3 separate regions of the Homo sapiens genome follow, and all the other regions are linked to region 2. A link is a contact called in ENCODE Hi-C or POLR2A ChIA-PET data. All regions are on one chromosome and are shown on one strand. Each heading gives the region's core, a stretch centred on a gene start or an enhancer-like site at or near the end of the contact. The rest is flanking DNA. Distances are from core to core; before and after follow the strand shown.

What was found. A loop is a pair of places that touch in the nucleus more often than their neighbours do. ChIA-PET counts read pairs that join two places held with the same protein, here RNA polymerase II (POLR2A). Pooled maps may share reads with other maps.
Region 1: POLR2A ChIA-PET joins it to region 2 with 14 read pairs in activated T-cell. The contact joins two enhancer-like sites. A Hi-C loop is called at or near these places in 1 of 37 single-sample maps with no recorded cell type and 4 of 50 pooled maps. POLR2A ChIA-PET finds 5 or more read pairs at or near these places in 2 of 52 experiments (activated B cell and activated T-cell).
Region 3: a pooled map shows a loop between it and region 2 (2.3-fold over the local background). The contact joins two enhancer-like sites. A Hi-C loop is called at or near these places in 5 of 50 pooled maps. POLR2A ChIA-PET finds 5 or more read pairs at or near these places in 2 of 52 experiments (BJ and activated T-cell).

Annotation. Positions count from the first base shown.
Region 1 is chr22:42,535,969-42,539,390 of GRCh38, forward strand. All of the region lies in intron 2 of LOC124900479 (a long non-coding RNA gene), which reads left to right. Among named protein-coding and RNA genes, the nearest start is that of SERHL2, 16 kb to the right of the region's middle. Within about 2 kb of position 1,308, at least 5 of the 41 ENCODE cell types and tissues checked have a DNase peak (open chromatin) inside an H3K27ac peak, as active enhancers do.
Region 2 is chr22:42,178,913-42,182,166 of GRCh38, forward strand. It overlaps TCF20 (transcription factor 20), which reads right to left. Exons shown (of 6, transcript NM_001378418.1): 3 at 697-790. Among named protein-coding and RNA genes, the nearest start is that of CYP2D6, 50 kb to the left of the region's middle. Within about 2 kb of position 1,524, at least 11 of the 41 ENCODE cell types and tissues checked have a DNase peak (open chromatin) inside an H3K27ac peak, as active enhancers do.
Region 3 is chr22:41,856,104-41,859,720 of GRCh38, forward strand. The region is part of intron 1 of SREBF2 (sterol regulatory element binding transcription factor 2); the gene reads left to right. Among named protein-coding and RNA genes, the nearest start is that of SREBF2-AS1, 23 kb to the left of the region's middle. Within about 2 kb of position 1,653, at least 9 of the 41 ENCODE cell types and tissues checked have a DNase peak (open chromatin) inside an H3K27ac peak, as active enhancers do.

The DNA.
Region 1 (3,422 bases), core at 58-2,557, 360 kb after region 2:
CGGGATCATGCCACTGCACTCCAGCCTGTGTGACAGAGGGAGACTCTCTCTCTCAAAAAAAAAAATTTCCTCTTCCTCCAAGGTTTAAAAATCATATAAATGTACCTTCCTCTCAATTATGCTGTGAACTTAAAACTGTTTCCCCAAAATAGTCTTTTAAAAAAAATCAAGAATACAATAGGCATGGTCTAGAAGAAAAATGTACAGGTTGCAGGCAGGAGACACCAAGCAAATCATTTCATATCTGGAGGCCTTCATTTATTGCTCCACAAGGTTAAGAGTTCAACTCACACCGGGGTCTATGAGCTAACCTTTCACCAGGGCATTCTGTTCAAACCTTGGGCCTCACTTCGTAAAAGTCCAGGAAATTACTCTCCCTTTCTGTTTGCACTCGGCCTCATGCCATGGGCCTCCTGGGCAGGTGCACTGCTGCTCCACCGGTGCTCAACACATTTTTGCTAAAGGAATGGATGACCCCAGAAAACACATACAAGCTGGGCACAATGGCATGTGTCTGTAATCCCAGCTACTTGGGAGGCTGGGGTGGGGGATCGCTCAACGCCAGGAGTTGAGGCTGCAGTGGGCTGGGATCGCACCTATGAATAGCCCCTGCCCTCCAACCTGGGCAATGCAGCAAGACCCTGTCTCTAAAAATTAAAAAAAGACAAAATAATAACAATAAACATACGAATAACTATGGCCGGGCACGGTGAAACCCCGTCTCTACTACAAATACCAAAAATTAGCCACGTGTGGTGGCGGCTGCCTGTAGTCCCAGCTACTCTGGAGGCTGAAGCAGGAGAATGGCGTGAACCCAGGAGGCAGAACTGGAGTGAGCCGAGATGGCGCCACTGCACTCTAGCCTGGGCGACAGAGCAAGACTCCCATCCCAGCACTTTGGCAGGCCGAGGCGGGCAGATCACCAGCTCAGAAGATCGAGACCATCCTGGTTAACACGGTAAAACCCCGTCTCTACTAAAAAAAACAAAAAATTAGCTGTGCATGGTGGCGGGCGCCTGTAGTCCCAGCTACTCCGGAGGCTGAGGCAGGAGAATGGCATGAACCCGGGAGGCGGAGCTTGTAGTGAGCCGAGATCGCACCACTGCACTCCAGCCTGGCCAACAGAGCAAGACTCTGTCTCAAAAAAATAAAACAAACAAACAAAAAAAAAGAAATTGTACCAGCTTCTGAGAATCATCAAAGGTAGCAGAGGAGGGCCAAGTCAAAGCCACAGAGTGTAGAAGCCTCAAGATGAAGTTCAAAGCCATACAGTCCTAAGGAATGCTAGGAGTCGGTAACACAGCAAGTTAATATCTTTGGGTAGACACGTGCAGCTACAGCTGTGGAATAAATTTCCTCCTGAGAGTGAAACTCTACAGTGCACACCACCTACAGTGCATTGAAGCAGACATTATGCAAACACTTCAAGAGAAAGGACACTTGGTCTCGGACCAGCGAAGCCCGTGGGCCCTCGGTGTGATAGTCTCAATGTATCTGTAAGAAGAGTAGGTCAGTGGCTGGTCAGCATCAGATAAAACAGTCAACAAAGCCAGCTCTGGCTGTGCCCATAGCTCACGGCAACTCACTTCCTCCAGCTGCTCAGGCCAACACCCGTGCGTCATCCCTGACTCCTCCCACTCTCACAACACCCAGCAGCAAATCCTGTTGGCTCCACTTCAAAATGGATTCTGGGCCCAGTGCTGTGGTTCACCCCTATAATCTCAGTACTTTGAGGGGCCGAGGAGGGTGGATCACTTGAGGTCAGGAGTTTGAAACCAGCCCGGCCAACATGATGAAACCCCGTCTCTACTAAAAATACAAAAACTTAGCCGGGTGTGATGGTGGGCGCCTGTAATCCCAGCTACTCGGGAGGCTGAGGTAGGAGAATGGCTTGAACCCAGGAGGCGGAGGTTGCAGTGAGCTGAGATCGTGCCATTGCACTCCACCCTGGGCAACATGAGTGAAACTCTGATTCAATAAATAAATAACCACATCGTTTCTATTTGATGTTCTCTCTGGATGTGTATAATGAAATTTCCCTTTTTCCTAAGGACACCTGTCATATTGGAATATGGCCTAGCCTGATATCTTGATTTTAACTTGTTCACCTCTGAGAAGAACCTATCTCCAAATAAGATGACATTCTGAGGTAGTAGGAGTTGGAACTTCAACATGTGAATTTGGTGGGGAGAACGAGTCATGATTCAATCCATTACAGTCCTACCGAATTGTGAGCTAACAATGGGTGTTATTTGAAGCTACTGAATTTGGTGTAATGGTGTGTGCCTGTAGTCCCAGCTACTCAGGAGGCTGAGGCAAGAGGATGGCTTGAGCCCAGGAGTTCAAGGCTGCAGTGAGCCATGACTGCTCCACGGCACCCTAGCCTGGGTGATCTTGTCTCAAAAACAAAACAAAACAAACCACCACCACCACCCACAACAAAAAACAGCTGGGCGCCGTGGCTCACGCCTGTAATCCCAGCAATTTGGACACCAAGGTGGACAGATCACGAGGTCAGGAGTTCAAGACCAGCCTGGACAACATGGTGAAACCCCGTCTCTACTAAAAAATACAAAAGGCCAGGCGCAGTGGCTCATGTCTGTAATCCCAGCACTTTGGGATGCCAAGGCGGGCGGATCATGAGGTCAGGAGATCAAGACCATCCTGGCTAACATGGTGAAACCCCGTCTCTACTAAAAATACAAAAAATTAGCCAGGCATGGTGGTGGGTGCCTGTAATCCCAGCTACCTAGGAGGCTGAGGCAGGAGAATCACTTGAAAACTGGAAGGCGGAGGTTGCAGTGGACCGAGATTGCACTGCTGCACTCCAGCCTGGGCAACAAGAGTGAAACTCTGTCTCAAAAAAAAAAAAAAGGGCCAGGCGCGGTGGCTCATGCCCCTAATCCCAGCACTTTGGGAGACCAAGGCGGGCGGATCATCTAAGGTCAGGAGTTCGAGATTAGCCTGGCTAACATGGTGAAATCCCGTTTCTACTAAATATACAAAATTAGCTGGATGTGGTGGCACATGCCTGTCATCTCAGCTACTCGGGAGGCTGAGGCAGGAGAATCGCTTGAACCCAGGAGGCAGAGGTTGCAGCGAGCCAAGATCACACGCCGTTGTACTCTAGCCTGGGCAACAGAGCAAGACTCCGTCTCAACAACAACAACAACAACAAAAAAGAATTGTACCAGCCCCTAAGAATCACCACAGGTAGCAGAGGAGGGCCAAGTCAAAGCCACAGAGTGTAGAAGCCTCAGATGAAGTTCAAAGCCATACAGTCCTAAGGAATGCTAGGAGTCGGTAACACAGCAAGTTAATATCTTTGGGTAGACACGTGCAGCTACCGTTGTGGAATAAATTTCCTCCTGAGAGTGAAACTCTACAGTGCACACCACCTACAGTGCATTGAAGCAGACATT
Region 2 (3,254 bases), core at 274-2,773:
CTCCAAAGAAGATGTACAAATGGCCAATAGGCACAAGAAAAAAATGCTCGACATTAGCCATCAGGGAAATACAAATAAAAACCACAATGAAATAACATTTCATACCCACTGGGCTGGCTACAATTAAAAAAAAAAAAAAAAAGAAACACATATGACAGCAAGTGTCAGGGAGGACCTGGGGAAAGGAGAACACTCATGCACTGCCACTGAGAACGTAAAATGGGGCAGCCATTTTGGAAAACAGTCTGACAGTTCCTTAAAAGGTTAAACAGAGTTACCATATGATCCAGCAATTCTACTCCCAGGTACACATCCAAGAGAACTGAAAACATGTTCACACAAATGCTTGCATGTGAATGTTCTATAGCAGCATTATTCATAACAGTCAAAAAGTGGAAGTAACCCAAATGTACAGCAAAGCCCACAGAGATAGAAAGGATTGAGTCCAACAGAGCTTAAAGGGAAAAAAAAATCATAAAAATTTAAAAAAGAAAACAGAATAGTGGTTGCCAGGGACTGGAGGGAAGGGAAGGGAGATGAGTGCTGCTAATGGGTGGGAAGTTTTTTTATGAAGTGACAAAAAAAAAAAAAAAAAAAAAGAAAAGAAAAGAAAAAAAACAACGACAACAGAGAGAATCAAACTGTATGTCCTAATCCTTTGGATGCTCTGGACAAGGGTCTGTGGTCTCCTCTTACCTGCATCAATGGCACACGGGTAATGGTATCGGAAGGAGCAGCCTTTGTTGTAGCAGCCCAAGGTGGCGCCTGCCTCCTGGCAGTGGGAACATTTCTGAAAGGAAGGGAAAAGTCAGGCATGTCAGTATCCCAGATTTGGCCCTCTCCTCCAGGCCTTCCCTGGTCCCCATCTGTTAGACCTCAGCACGTGTCTCTGTGGTTAGAGGAGTCCGTGGTGGCAGGATGAGCTGGTCAATTTCTAAATGCCATTCACTGACCACACCATGGGAAGGGATCCAGCAATAATGTTTTAGACCAAGCCTCACAAATGTTCTCAAATCAACAATACAGCAGGGTGAGATGAGCAATCCATGTCATAAAGGACATGCCAGAGTGGGGTCCCCAGCCCTGCCTCTGGTACCCCCGCCATCCACCCACCCACACACTATGCCAGGCATTTCCTTGCTGCTATCGTGAGCGGCCTGCAGATCTTCCCTGTTTACTTCTGCTGTGAAAATCTGGGGTAAGAGAGGGTAAGGTAGTAGAGTTATATATAAACCTTTTAGAATTAGAAGTGGAATTTGGTTTCTAGTTCTTGTATTTGTAAGAAGATTTTATTTTTATTTTTGATCTACTTACCCCAAATGCCCAATACATTTCCCTTTTCAGAAAATATGGGCTCCTGTGTGCAAATGGTATTTTTATACATGAATCTTATTTTAAATGCACCAGAAAACCTGCCATGAATTTCTGGCTAAGTGAGACATTATTTTGTAATTGAGACACTCCTCCTTATATGGTCAGGTTTTCTTAAAGTGGGGCACATCTCTGTCAGCCCTGTGATGTGGCTGCTGTGAGTGCTCATCCTGTCAGGTAAGAAATGTGTCCTATCAGCAACAAACACATTCATAAAACTCAACCACATGTGACCCTACTAAGGATGCTGGCTCTTCAGATAGCAGAGGCACACAACCAGCAAGACTAGCTGGAAGAGACAGAAACTTGTTCCTGCTTCTATGAAAAATAAAAGTGTTCCCTAAGCAATTACACTGAGCTGGCTCAGGCCCCCGACACAGATACTGATGGAAAACTACACTAACGCCAGCAACAGCAAAGCCCAAGCGCTCGCCACGCTCAGACTGAATGATCTCATCCAGCCCTCTGCACTATTCCACCTGGCAGGCACTCCTAATGCTTCACGTGAAACTCTTGAGACACCAAAGGGAAAATAACTTGTTCCAGGTCAGAGCTGAGATTCTGGATGATCATCTCTGGCATCCTCCAGAGACAAAAGAGGTAGGAACAAGGGCTGGAAGAGATTAGTCCTTCAAAAGCTTTGCCCTGCTCTCAGAAGATCAAGGTCCTTCTGGGTGCCCATAATCAGTAAATGTTTATCATGTGCCCTCGCACCCTTGTTAAGAGAGAAAAGATCATTTGGTCTGGAGTAAACCAAGGACAAGTTCACAGCATTTCTAGTAGCCCTAGACTCTGTCGACCTTTGTCAGTGCCACAGAGCATCTCAGAATCAAAAGGACTATCAACTTCAGAGAAGGGAGTGTGGGTAGTCCATCGGTGGCCAACCTGCAGCCATGTCTGCTGCCACTTTCTTTTTTTGAGATGGAGTCTTGCTTTGTCGCCCAGGCTGGAGTGCAGTAGCGCAATCTTGGCTCACTGCAACCTCTGCCTCCCAGTTTCAAGCCATTCTCCTGCCTCAGCCTCCTGAGTAGCTGGGATTACAGGCGTATGCCACCACGCCAGGCTAATTTTTGTATTTTTAGTAGAGATGGGGTTTTGCATATTGGCCAAGCTGGTCTCAAACTCCTGACCTCATCGCATCTGGCCTCCTGCTGCCACTTTCTTACTCAAGAGGCCCGAAGATATGGCCCTCCCTACCCTGGGGGATGAATCACAGTGAGTGGTGGCCATTTAGGAATGGGTATGGTCAAGCATTTCTGGTAGGAAAGTCTGCAGGAAAAAGGGCTTCTGAAAACATTTTGCACTCCCCCCAACCTTTTTTTTTTTTTTTTTAATATATTTTGAGACGATGTCTTGCTCTGTCACCCAGGATGGAGTGCAGTGGCACAATCATGGCTCACTGCAGTCTCTACCTCCCAGGCTCAGGTGATTCTCCTGACCTCAGCCTCCCGAGTAGCTGAGACTACAGGGTGTGTGCTACCACATCCAGCTTTTTCAAAAAATGTTTTTGTAGAGACAGGGTCTCACTATGTTGCCCAGGCTGTCCTTGAACTCCTGGGCTCAAGCAATTCTCCCATCTCAGCCTCCAAAAGTGCTAAGATTACAAGCATGAAAGTTTCACCCTCTCAAAAAGAGACAAGAGGGAGGAACAGGTAATTTTTCTTGCGCAGCCTCTGTGAGGATTAGACAGTGGGATCTGTGGCAGCCACAGTATCACCATGAGGGGACAGCCCTGAAGACAAAGCCAGCCTGCTGAGGACAGAAGAGTGGCAAGATGGAGAGACCTGGGCCTACCATGACACTGTCAAGCACTAAATCACCCAAACCCAGGACCAGGCCACCTCTAGCCTTGTTACAGGAAACTTGGGTGCTGCTGTAGAAGG
Region 3 (3,617 bases), core at 403-2,902, 320 kb before region 2:
TTATTTCCAAGTTTTAGTTAATTTTTCTTTCCTGTTTTCTTGAGACATGGTCTTGGTCTGTCACCCAGGTTGGAGTACAGTGGCACAAACTCTGCTCACTGCAACCTTCACCTCCCAGGCTTAAGCAATCCTCCCACCTCAGCCTGCCGAGTAGCTGGGCCTACAGGTGCGTGCCACCATGCCCCCTGCTAAAGTTTGTATTTTTTGTAGAGATGGAGTCTCGCTATGTTGCCCAAGCTGGTCTCAAACTCCTGAACTTGAGCGATCTGGCCACCTCAGCCTCTCAAAGTGCTGGGATTACAGGCATGTGCCACCACACCTGGCCAATAATTTTCTTTAACAAAATAAATCACAATTGAGTTCAAGAACTAAAAGATGACTAGATCATCTGAGGTGGAAAAGAGTCCCTGGTAAAAGTAATTTTAAATAGTTTTGAAGTAGAATTGTGAAATTCAGAGTTTGGAGAAAGGAAGAGGGTGGTCACAAGTAGAAAAGAGAAGACATGGCACTTACATTCAAAGAAAGATTGCCCTACCCCACCCCTCAAAGGCATGTGCAGAAGAGGGAGTGAGTACTTTTCCAGGGTGGATGATGAACTAAAGTGGGTGGGAAGTGAAAACCTTTGGAACAGAAGGGAGCAGTTCATAGGAAGCTTGGAAGCTTGTGTTAAAGAATTTGATTTGATTAAGGGCCGGGCACGGTGGCTTATGCCTATAATCCCAGCACTTTGGGAGGCTGAGGCAGGTGGATCACCTAAGGTCAGGAGTTCAAGACCAGCCTGGCCAACACGAAGTCTCTACTAAAAATACAAAAATTAGCTGGGCGTGGTGGCAGGCGGCTGTAATCCCGGCTACATGGGAGGCTGAGACAGGAGAGTTGCTTGAACCTGGGAGACAGAAGTTGCAGTGAGCTGAGATCATGCCACTGCACTCCAGCCTGGGCAACAGAGCAAGACTCTGTCTCAAAAAAAAAAAAAAAAGAATTTGATTTGATTTAAAAGGCTGTTGGATGAACAAGATACTCAAAGAAGATGTTCGTCACTGGGTAGGAGGCTATGGTTGAAATTAAGGCAGAGTGTGGACGGGAGTGAAGAGGTAAATCCATGATGCTAAGGAAGGAGACTTGAGTGAACTTAAGGCAGGAGGAAAAAGAAAGAGCAATGGAAAGTGGAGCTGCAGATCCCTCTCCTGTTCAAACTATGAGAGCTGGCTCAGGTCCCCTGCTATAGTGGGCCAGAAAAGCCTGGACTTCCACTGCTTTTTCCTGCAGAGCTGAGTCCCTCCAGGGCTGCCATGAGAGGCGGGGAGAGAGAGCACTAGACAGAGAAGACCAGAAGACCATTTGAGAATTCCTTTGGGTTTCCTTCATGATTCCTTTTTCTTCTCATTCTGAATTGTTTTATTTTATTATGTAATATTCGGTATATGCAAAGGAATATATGACACCTTTGTGTGTATTACAAAACAAGCATTTGAGAATCCGCACCTCTCCACCCAATTTTTCTTTGTGGTTTCTTTGCCAGTAAAAGAGTTCACTCATCTGTTGCTTAAAATATAGGATGCTTGAGTCACCAGCTTGCCATCCTGTGTCATTCAACACCTCCTCCAGACTCTTCGCAGGAAGGTGACCCAGAAACCCCTTGAAGGACATGATACCGTCCCTGTGCTCTGATGTGCCCCCTGGTGTTTGAGTGGAGTGATTTTTAGATAGCGGTTTGCCTGTTAAAACCTTCCCTTTGTTCCCTATATTATTGCTTGCATTTTAGGGCTTCTCAGTTGAAGGATGTGGTTGAAAGAGCCCAGTTCCTCAGCTGCTCCTCTGGGTGACTAGAGTGTGGGTAACTGATGTTTTAGGTCCTGGAGAAAGCAGTGATGATCACAAATAGTAGAATGGAGAAATGGTTATCTCATATTGATCTTCAGGTTTGTTACTAGTCTACATTTGGTTTTTTAAATAATTATTAGAAAAAAACATTGTGGGTGGGGAGATAGGATCATTATGATGAAACAGTTCTGTACATTCAATCAGGATACTTGTTGGGAATTAGATTTTGCATTTACCTCCCTCACTGGTGTGGTCCATCTCATTTTCAGTGGCCTACACACATCACACACCATTATTATTTCCATGTTCTTGTACTTGTTGGGCAGCTCTAATATGAAAGATAAAATGAACGAAAAGTACAAATGAAGAAAGTTTAGGTGACTATTCCTCTGATCTTGAGGATGAGGGTTTTTCTTAAGCGTTACACAGAAGCCATGTAATTTCACTATACAATGTAAAAATGGTGTATAGTCAGTTCTGCTATAGTTCATCATGTGCATTTCTAAAAATCATGCCATGCGAAATCATGCAGTAAAAAACACGGAGTGGGCATGTTGGCTCATGCTTGTAATCAGGAGGCTAAGGTGGGAGGATCGCATGAGGCAGGGAGTTCAAGACCAGCCTGGGCAACAAAGCAAGACCCAGTCTCTCTTACAAATAAAAAATAAAAATTATCTGGACATGGTGGTGTGTGCCTGTACTCCCAGCTACCCAAGAGGCTGCAGTGGAGGATCCCTTAAGCCCAGGAGGTAGAGGCCACAGTGAGCTATGATCACATCACTGCACTCCAGCCTGGGTGACAGAGTAAGACCCTGTCTCTAAAACAGAAACCCAGAACTTACTGTGAAATGGAGGGTTAAGGATCACAACAATAAAAAATCTCATAGGTGACCAAAAAAAGGAAAAGATTTATTTTTTAAAAAAGATAGGGACCTGCCGGGCACAGTGGCTCACACCTGTAATCCCAGCACTTTGGAAGGCTGAGGCGGGTGGATCACGAGGTCAGGGGTTCGAGACCAGCCTGACCAACATGGTGAAACCCCGTCTCTACTGGGCGTGGTGGCGGGCGCCTGTAATCCCAGCTACTCAGGAGGCTGAGGCAGGAGAAGTGCTTGAACCCAGGAGGTGGAGGTTGCAGTGAGCCGAGATCCCGCCACTGCACTCCAGCCTGGGCGACAGAGCAAGACTCCGTCTCAAAAAAAAAAAAAAAAGTGGGGGGACCTAATAAAACAGTCACACAGTTTTATAGACCAGAAAAACTAAGAAATATATAAATACCACAATGAAAAGGCACTTTGGCTTGAAAAACACCTGAGGTTTGCTTGTGGGAAGTAAGTGTCATTAGGTTACAGCTTGGGAGTTATCAGGAAGTGGTGGAAGGAGGGCTGTCTGAAGTCCAATGGAAAGTTCTGACATCAATGTGATGAATGTGATTCATAACACATGCAGTGACCTGATGAAGCTGGTAGATGTTTAAGGTGCCTGTGTATGTGTGTGCACATTTTGTGCATTCCTGCATGGCTCATTTCAGCCGAATATGGTTTTCTGCACTTCCTAGTGTTTTTCTCATGCATAAGCAAATGCAAAATTTATATTATGCTCAGATTGTTTCTGGATGTATCTGATGCATTTGAACAAATTCACATTTTCAAAGTAAGAGTTAAAGCAAAAGTGTCAAAAAAAAAAAACCCACTATGAATAATGTGTACTAGCTAATACTAAGTGCCAGGCATGGTGCCATAGATTCCACATGAGTTATCTCATCAATCCGTGAGTTAGCTGTAATTGTTAGC